Linked DNA regions of Homo sapiens: region 2 is linked to region 1. Evidence: chromatin contacts called from ENCODE Hi-C data. All regions are on one chromosome and are shown on one strand. The core of a region is the stretch at or near the end of the contact, and the rest is flanking DNA. Distances in the headings are between cores, read along the strand shown.

What was found. Hi-C counts contacts between places; a loop is a spot of excess contacts on that map. Pooled maps may share reads with other maps.
Region 2: a loop to region 1 is called in a pooled map, with 2.5 times the contacts of the local background. The contact joins two enhancer-like sites. A Hi-C loop is called at or near these places in 3 of 168 maps with a recorded cell type or tissue (Caco-2, chondrocyte and endothelial cell of umbilical vein), 1 of 37 single-sample maps with no recorded cell type and 4 of 50 pooled maps.

Annotation. Positions count from the first base shown.
Region 1 is chr2:215,929,039-215,933,215 of GRCh38, reverse strand. No RefSeq gene overlaps it. Among named protein-coding and RNA genes, the nearest start is that of MREG, 82 kb to the left of the region's middle. Within about 2 kb of position 1,800, at least 2 of the 41 ENCODE cell types and tissues checked have a DNase peak (open chromatin) inside an H3K27ac peak, as active enhancers do.
Region 2 is chr2:215,726,736-215,730,912 of GRCh38, reverse strand. The region is part of intron 5 of LINC00607 (long intergenic non-protein coding RNA 607); the gene reads left to right. Among named protein-coding and RNA genes, the nearest start is that of LINC01614, 11 kb to the right of the region's middle. Within about 2 kb of position 2,337, at least 6 of the 41 ENCODE cell types and tissues checked have a DNase peak (open chromatin) inside an H3K27ac peak, as active enhancers do.

The sequences.
Region 1 (4,177 bases), core at 551-3,050:
TTCTCTGATAAGCCATACAAATGACATTTCAGCCATAAGGGCTGGCTTCCAGGCTTTTTGTTGTTTAGAAGATGCTGTTATTATTACTATTATTTTGAGATGGAGTTTCACTCTTGTTGCCCAAGCTGGAGTGCAATGGCACGATCTTGGCTCACTGCAACTTCCTCCGCCTCCCGGATTAGAGTGTTTCTCCTGCCTCCACCTCCTGAGTAGCTGGGATTACAGGCGCTCACCACCATGCCCAGCTAATTTTTTGTATTTTTAGTAGAGACGGGTTTCACCATGTTGGCCAGGCTGGTCGTGAACTCCTGACCTCAGGTGATCCACCTGCCTCGGCCTCCCAAAGTGCTGGGATTACAGGCATGAGCCACTGTGCCCGGGCTTATTATTTTTATAATCTAGGTAAACAAGTAGTTTCCAACCATAACAAATGCTGGCCTTTTGGTTGGGGTAGTTTGGAATATACCCAATTATGCTTTCTCAGTGAATGAAGTGAATGAATGAATAATTATAGAGGAAGCTCCAAGGCACATGGTGTTAGGAAGATACTGCCCACTGACTCTCCTTTCAGTAAACCTTCAGATTTTTGCTGGCACTGTCACCAGTAACTTGCATCTATGGGCAGACAGGTGGGCAGCCCCCGGGAGGGCTCAGGAGGGTATAAAATCTCTCAGAATGGCAAGGAGAATTTCCCAAAGGATCTGATGGCATCCTCAGCCAAAGACATAATGCCATCAGCAAAGTGGTGAGGATGAAGGCAGGGCACCTTGGTGGGTATAGAAAACAAGGGAAGCTTGTCTTTCCAACTGCCAAAATGCTGCTAAGCCTCCCCCTTTTTGTAGCTCTCTGTGTCCGCTAGGTTACATCTTAACCTGTATTAATGTACCTTGTATCCTTTGCCCAGGTCTGTTGGGTGCCTTTCTGTCACTTTTCTCCTAAAGAAAACAGATCCAAGTTTAAAAGGCTTCTGTTATTCTAGGAGGACCTAGGTCTCTGCAGATAAGCCTCAGCAGCTGGGAGTGGCACGGGGCTGGGGCCAATAGGGTGGGGGGCCAAGGAGAGTGGGGTGAGGAGAGGCAAGGGAAGGGTGGGAGTTCTGGATGGCTGAGTGCCTGTAGGTCTGGTTTTTCTACACCAACCCCCCTTTAAAGAGATCAGCTATAGATTATGTATATGTATCTATTCTTTGTAACATTGTCATTCCAAATATCTCATGTTTTTCCCTTAAATCATTTCATTGCTGGGGAAAAATGGTGAAAATCACTGGCATACACAGATCCAAAATCACCCCTTATTTATAGATTGTAGCCGATTAAATAGTTTCCCCAGAATTCACTATTCACTGAAGAGTTCAGGGTGTCCAGAAAAAAGTTAAGGCAAAAGCAGGATTATTTCCAACAATTAACACAATCTATTCCGTTTACTCCAGAGAAGGCTGATAAACCACCTTAGAGGGCTTCTGCCCTTCAGGGACTCTCAGGCACATAGTCCTGTCTTTGAGTTTGAGTCTGAGGGGAAGCTGAGATGAGGCTGAGATGCAGGTGAGATGCATGCCAAGGCTGTGTGATGTTCCGTCTCTCTGGAATTAGGACAACCTGCGTCCTTCTCCTGTGAACATCTATGGAAGCAGCACCATAAACACTCGGGTGAGTGCTTCTCAATGATTTCCACGAGTGGATAAATGTAACTGATTTGCCTCTTACAATAACACACAGATCCTCCCATCTCCAACGAGGGGCTTTGCAGGATTCTGATTGAACACTAGATGCCGCTGTTGACTCACTCTGTGTTCTGTGAGCTTCAAGATCTCATCCCTCAGTCCCCATCAGGAGAGACAATTTTTAAAAGCCTGAGTCAATTAACGAAGTTCTGTCTATTTTTCCTCATTTAGTGATTGATTTAGAGGGTTTTTATTTATTCATTTTTTGGTGAATTTCAGAGGTTGTCTTTTTCTTGGAGAACATTTGGAAATTGGCAGAAAATGAAACAACGAAAGGGCATCGATGTCTTTTAAAGAAGAAAGGTCAACTCAGACTAAAGGCTTGTAAATAAGATCATTTTTGGATTTCTGAGTTTCTGCCCCAGAAAAAATTCAAGTAACTCTCAGGCCTACCTGTTTCTCTAGTTCTGTAGCATGCCAAATTGTGTTTGTCTTCGGCATGTATTTGAATATTATAATCTGAGATATGCCGGATAGCTGCCTCTACTGCATTCCAGGTTGCTAGTGTCATTATTGGTTTTCTACTTTCTAAAGCAACTTTTTACTTTGGCAAATTTTTAAAACAAAAGGGGAAAGACTAGTGAAGTGTGCTCCAAATACCCATTCCTTTGAAACCTACCAAATTTTAAATAATTATCGAATTAATTTTCCTCTTAGGCAGGGTGGTAAAGGGGATGCCTCTCTCAAAAGGCAGATTACTAAAAGTGATTTGGAAACACAGAACATTGCAAATAAAACCGGAGAGCCCTTGCTTCATTTTTCTGTCTTCAAAATTCCTTGATTCTTCCAGAACAAATATGACTCAGACTTGGAGAGAGCTTTATCTCTGTGCTTCAATAGCAAAAGTACTCAGAACATTTATCATATTGCATTGAAATACACGTTTACATTACTGTGTCCCTGTCCCCCAGAAAAGAAGACCTCTTTTAGGGTAGCACCAAATCCTGGTCAACTACAAATCCTGGTCGTCTTTGTATCCCTGTGACCTGATCTTTTCATAGTGATCGCGCCACTGCACTCCATCTTGGGCAACAGAGTGAGACCCTGTCTCAAACAAAAACAAAAACAAAAAGCAAATATTTATAGAAGGTGTTTGAATAAAAAGAAAAGATTGGATCCAGTTTCTAGTGGGTAAGGCAGATGAGAACAGAGTAGACAAACAAACAAGGTAACTACAATTTGCAAGCAGTGCTGTAACAGGAACACTGGATGAGATAAGGTGGAACTGAGTGGGGCCCCTCTGCACAGGGTGGTCAGGGGCCTCTTCTCTGAGAGAGGTCTGAGTTGGGACCCTTAAAGGATGAGTCACAGCCAGTCAGTCATGCAAAGATGTGAAGGAAGAGGGGCCCAGGCAGAGGGAACAGCAAGTGCAAAGGGCTGGAGGCGATAAAGGCTTTGGCATAGCTGAGGGCGAAAGGGAGCAGAGCATGTCTGGAGTAGCTTAGGGGGTCATGATGAGCAGAGCGCTGGAGGCACGAGGAAGGGTGGATCTTCAGTTCCTGCCTTGTGCGACCAGAGAAGGGTGTCTGCCTTGGAGAGCCAGGAGCTGACTTATGTTGTGAAACAATAACTTGCCATGCATTGCGAATGGATCAGAGGATGGCAAGAATGGGAACAAGATGTGTCAGAATTGAGAGAGGGTGATGGTTTGGACTAGGTTGGTGGCATTGAGGAGGAGCATAAATGGGTGAAGTGTGAGGTGTATTTTGGAGAGGTAATGGACAGGAGTTGCTGATGCATTTGAATTTGGGGGATGGTGCAGGAAGAGGAGAAATCAAGGATGACTCATAGCTTTCTAGCTGTGGCAGAGTGTGGGGCCATTTGCTGAGTTAAGGATGTCTGGGAGAAGAGGCTAGATCAGAACAGAATCAATTTTGGATCATTTTGATGAAACACCATGAGTTCCTCCCCAGACCCCCAACAATTGGAGAACTTATTTTGTTTCTAAGCACAATATTCTAAGTAGAATATTGTGGGGGTTTTTTTGGTAACAGCTTCATTGAGGTATAATTCACATACTATGCAATTCACCTATTTTAAGTATATAATTCAATGGTTTTCAGCATATCCACAGAGTTGCAATCAATTTTAGAATATTTTCATTACCCTAAAAGAAACTGTACCCTATTGCAGTCACACCTCCTTCATTCTTCACATCTACCCTCCTCATCCTAAACCCTAGGCAGCCACTAACGTAGTTTCTGTTTCTAGATTTATGTGTTGTGGACGTTTGTGTAAGTGGAACCTATGGTTATATGGGACCCTTGTTCCTGACTTCTTTCACTTAGTATAATGTCTTGAAGATTCAACCGTATTGTCGCATGAATCATAATTGTATTCCTTTGTATTGTGGAATAATTTCCTTCATTTTTATGAAATAATATTGCATACAATATTATAACATTTTATGCATCCATTTATCAGTTAATGGGCATTTGGGTTTGTCTTAGTCTGTTT
Region 2 (4,177 bases), core at 1,088-3,587, 200 kb after region 1:
ACATAAGTTGATATAGAGAGTTGAGATGTGTTTACACAGTGCTCAACTGTGTAATTAAGTAACTTACACAAAAAATATCTGCTTAATAGAATGTTTGGTACGAAAGACCTAAAGCCTTTTTTTAATTAGTCTTTTTCCTTTTAAGCTTTTAAAAACTTATTTGAAAAATATTCTGTATTCTGTGGACATATTTAAATTATCTCACTAGCATGTGACTATAGACTTCATGGAGAAAAATTCCTAGTGGTTAGATAACACTCATATTGCTATATATGGAGGGATAAGTAAATTGTTGAGTATGTAAAAAGTATCACATGGAAACACCGACTAACCAACAGGTATGTATTTTAAAATTCCCTCCACAAACAGATTCTAGAAGTTGCTACTGACCTCTTCAGAACAAAAAGGGTCAGGGAAAGGCTGGATAAGGAGAAAGACAAAATTCTCAACTGTATCACACTGGTATAGTGAGTCAGGACTAATCACAGGCAGAACACCCTCAGGTTAGGGGTTAGAATGGCTATTCCTCATCTTCTGGCTACTTGGTATTCATTCCACCTTCTTACTCTCTTTTTTTTTTTTTCTTTTTTAGACAGGGTCTTGCTCTGTTGCCCAGGGCTCAAGTGATCCTTTTGTCTCAGCCTCCCGAGTAGCTAAGACTATGGGCTTGTGTCACCACGCTCAGCTATTTTTTTTTTTTTTCTAGAGACAGGATATTGTTATGTTGCCCAGGCTGGTCTGGAATTCCTGTCCTCAAGGTATACTTTCACCTTGGCCTCCCAAATTGCTGGGATTACTGGCATGAGCCACTATGCCCAACCCATTCTACCCTCTTTGATAAAAGCACCAATTTCCTTTGAGGAAACCATTCTCCACGAACCTGTGTAGCTTCCGTGGGACTGTAATTGAAGGGGTGTGATTGTCTCTGGATAATTCCAGATTGGTCATTTTATCCTGGGAATTTGAAGCTTGAGCTGAGTGAAAAAGATCAGAAAAATGATCAAAGAGGCACTTCCTATCAGTTCTATCTGGATTCCAAGAGCTGCCCTCTTTTTCTGGGTTGGGGAGGCACAGATTTTTTTGAGCTCTATTTCCAGCTTTATCTTTTATTTAGTGGTCTAGAGGCCATTCCTTAATTTGGACTTTATGTTTTACGCACACACTATCTTTCTCTGATAATATTCATACAAGAATTTCTGTTTTAACTTAAGCCAGCCAGAATCAGTCTCTGTTCTTGGTCACCAAGCAGCCCTTGGGGTGCTTTTCTTTACACACAAAATATATTTCTGATGAAAATAGCTTTTGATAAATTGTCATTTTAAAACTCACTATTTAAGTGAAACCAATGGTGAAATAAGTATAAAACAATCACCTTTGTATGTCCATTTTGGAAATCAGTTATTTTCACATTTTAAGTTGTCTTCAAGTGAGTTTTACCTGAATTGTGCTTTTATTTATTTATTTATTTATTTGTTTGTTTGTTTGTTTGTTTTTATTTATTTATCGAGATGGAGCCTCACTCTGTCACCCAGGTTGGAGCGTAGGGGCGCAATCTCAGCTTACTGCAACCGCCACTTCCTGGGTTCAAGCAATTCTCATGCCTCAGCCTCTCGAGTAGCTGGGATTACAAAAAAGTACCATCATGCCCCATAAATTTTTGTATTTTTAGTAGAGATAGGGTTTCACCAAGTTGGCCAGGCTGGCCTCAGGTGATCCACTTGCTTTGGCCTCCCAGAGTGCGGGGATTACAGGTGTGAGCCTGGCCTGATTGTGCTTTTAATGAATATAGTTGATTATGCCGTGGCTGTGACATAACTTGACTTGGGGCCTCTCTAACCCTGCATAGTCAATTATGGTATGCATATGAGGCTCCACTGTGTATACAAAGCAAAGATATTATCTTATTATTAAGCTTGTATGGACAAGACTTAATAGGAGTTGTGTGCAGGCGGGTCAAGCACCTCTTGTGGCCACACATTTGCTGAGTGGAAACAGCAGATTTGGCTTAAGTTCCCTTTTTTGAACTTTCATAATTAAGAAAGGACTCTCAGTGTTTTATCATTTTGAAATTGCAATGTGTAATAGGAACTAATGAATCACTTTGCCATTATGAAAACCGAAGTAAAATTAGAATGTTGTTTTGCAAAAGCACATTGGCAGTTGTTCTGCTCAGAGTTGTGTAAGTTAATCTATGTGTGGCAGTTCCATGAGCCTTCAAATATATCTACACCCTGACTTCTGGCCTCTGTGGTTTGGATCAGCATGTTCTTCCTGTTGAAGTGCCCCCTCCACTGAGACTTTGCCTGCTCAAGTTCTACTCATCTCCTAAGGCCAAACCAAACATTACCTTCCCCTGAAACCTTGCTGAATTTCACCCAGCAGAATTAGTCATTCCATCATTTTATCCTTTCTTCATCCCATTGAAGATCCTATCGCCTCATCTAATAGATTGTGGCATGTTGGAGAAGTGGGAGAGGGCACTGGCTCAATGCTTTATGCAGACTCAATACCTGTAGTCAAATTAGCTTATCTCCTTAGGTACTGAACACCCTGCTCCCTCACTGAACAGAAAACCCCTTTAATACATTTCTCAGATGATCTAATACATGCAGCATTGTCAAGAGACCACAATTATTTGCAGAAGGACTTCAATAATGCACATGGGGGAAACCAACATATCCTCATTGCCTTGTTTATTTGTTTCAATTTAAATGCTATCAAATGCTTCACACTTTGAACACTCTGAATTGGGGAGATTCAGCAATGCTTTTTAGGGATAAATCCCTTCTACTGAGGAAAAAGAACTTCAATTTACCAATCAGATAGGAGAGAGATGTTTCATTAGTTTTCTTCTTTCCTGACCTAAAACCACATCTGTGCCAATTTGGAGTTAGCCATGCTCTTGCTCATCTCTGGGTAAATAGGAGTTTGAACAGTGGCCTTCATGAGTCCCTGTGGCTCACATGATCCAGTGTAGAGGCCACTCCTTAATTTGGACTGTAAGTTTTATGCACACACTATCTTTCTCTGGCCACCACTCTTTGTATTTCTGTCTGCTCAGAATGTTCTACCTTTAGTTCTTTGCCTAGCCAAATTCTGCTCATCCTTTGAGACCCTACTGCTACTCCACCACTAACTTTAAAAAAATACTTTGAGTGCCTTTTAGTAGCCAGGGAGACAAGGCAGATAAGAACCTGCATTGAAGAGTTTACATCCCAGTAAGGGAGACAGATAAGTAAAAATAAGTAAGATAATCACCAACTGTGGCAGATTTTCTGAAAGAAATGCACAGTGTAGTATGACAGCATGCCTGGGAGCAGGATTTTTTCAGGAAGGTTGTATTGAAAGGCCTCTCAGAGGAGGTGATATTGGAGGTTAGCCCCAAAAGGGAAGGTTTTTTGATCCTTCTAACTGTGTTCAGCACCCCTTCTTGGTGCTTTTATTATCTCTCTTGTTTCTTAACACATCACATTGTTAGCCACATCTATGTATTGCAGTGGTGCCTGGTGAATGTCTAACAAAAAGCCCAAATTTATAGTGTTTGCCAATTTCTGTGGTGTAAATACTCTCACTCTCACCATGGCTGATTTCAAGCTACTAACTTGATGTCAATGAAGTGGAATTGAGAAGAGATGCAGAGAATTGGCTCTTGGGAGCCAATGAGACCCAGCTTAAGCCAGCTTCAGCATGTCACTGTGCCTGTCTCTCCCACCAGGCTGTTTACTCTCTTTGAGGTAGTAGTAAATATTTAACGAATCAATGAATTTACCCATGTACAGGTACCTACTCAATCTAAATCCATTGTTTTTAGTGTTATTATTATTAACCATAGACTCCAAAGATGACACATGAATGGGAGTAAGAGTTATGTAACTATTGTATGTGCTTTTTTGAAATTCAATGATAAAAATATTTATGAAGCCATCAGCATTCTTTACAATATTGGTTCTTCTCATCAAAGGTTTGAACAAATTAGGAAAGGAAAGAAGAAAGATTTATCTTTATAAGTATACCACATACATCAGTATCAAGGCAAATAATATGTTGGAAAATAAAAATAAATTTAGAAAGGTTATACATTCTACTCAGACAAAGGAAATCAAAAGCTGTATTTCAGACCTTGTAATGAGCAAAAAAATTTGGCTGTAACCTAACCATCATTGTTTCTCAACAAAAT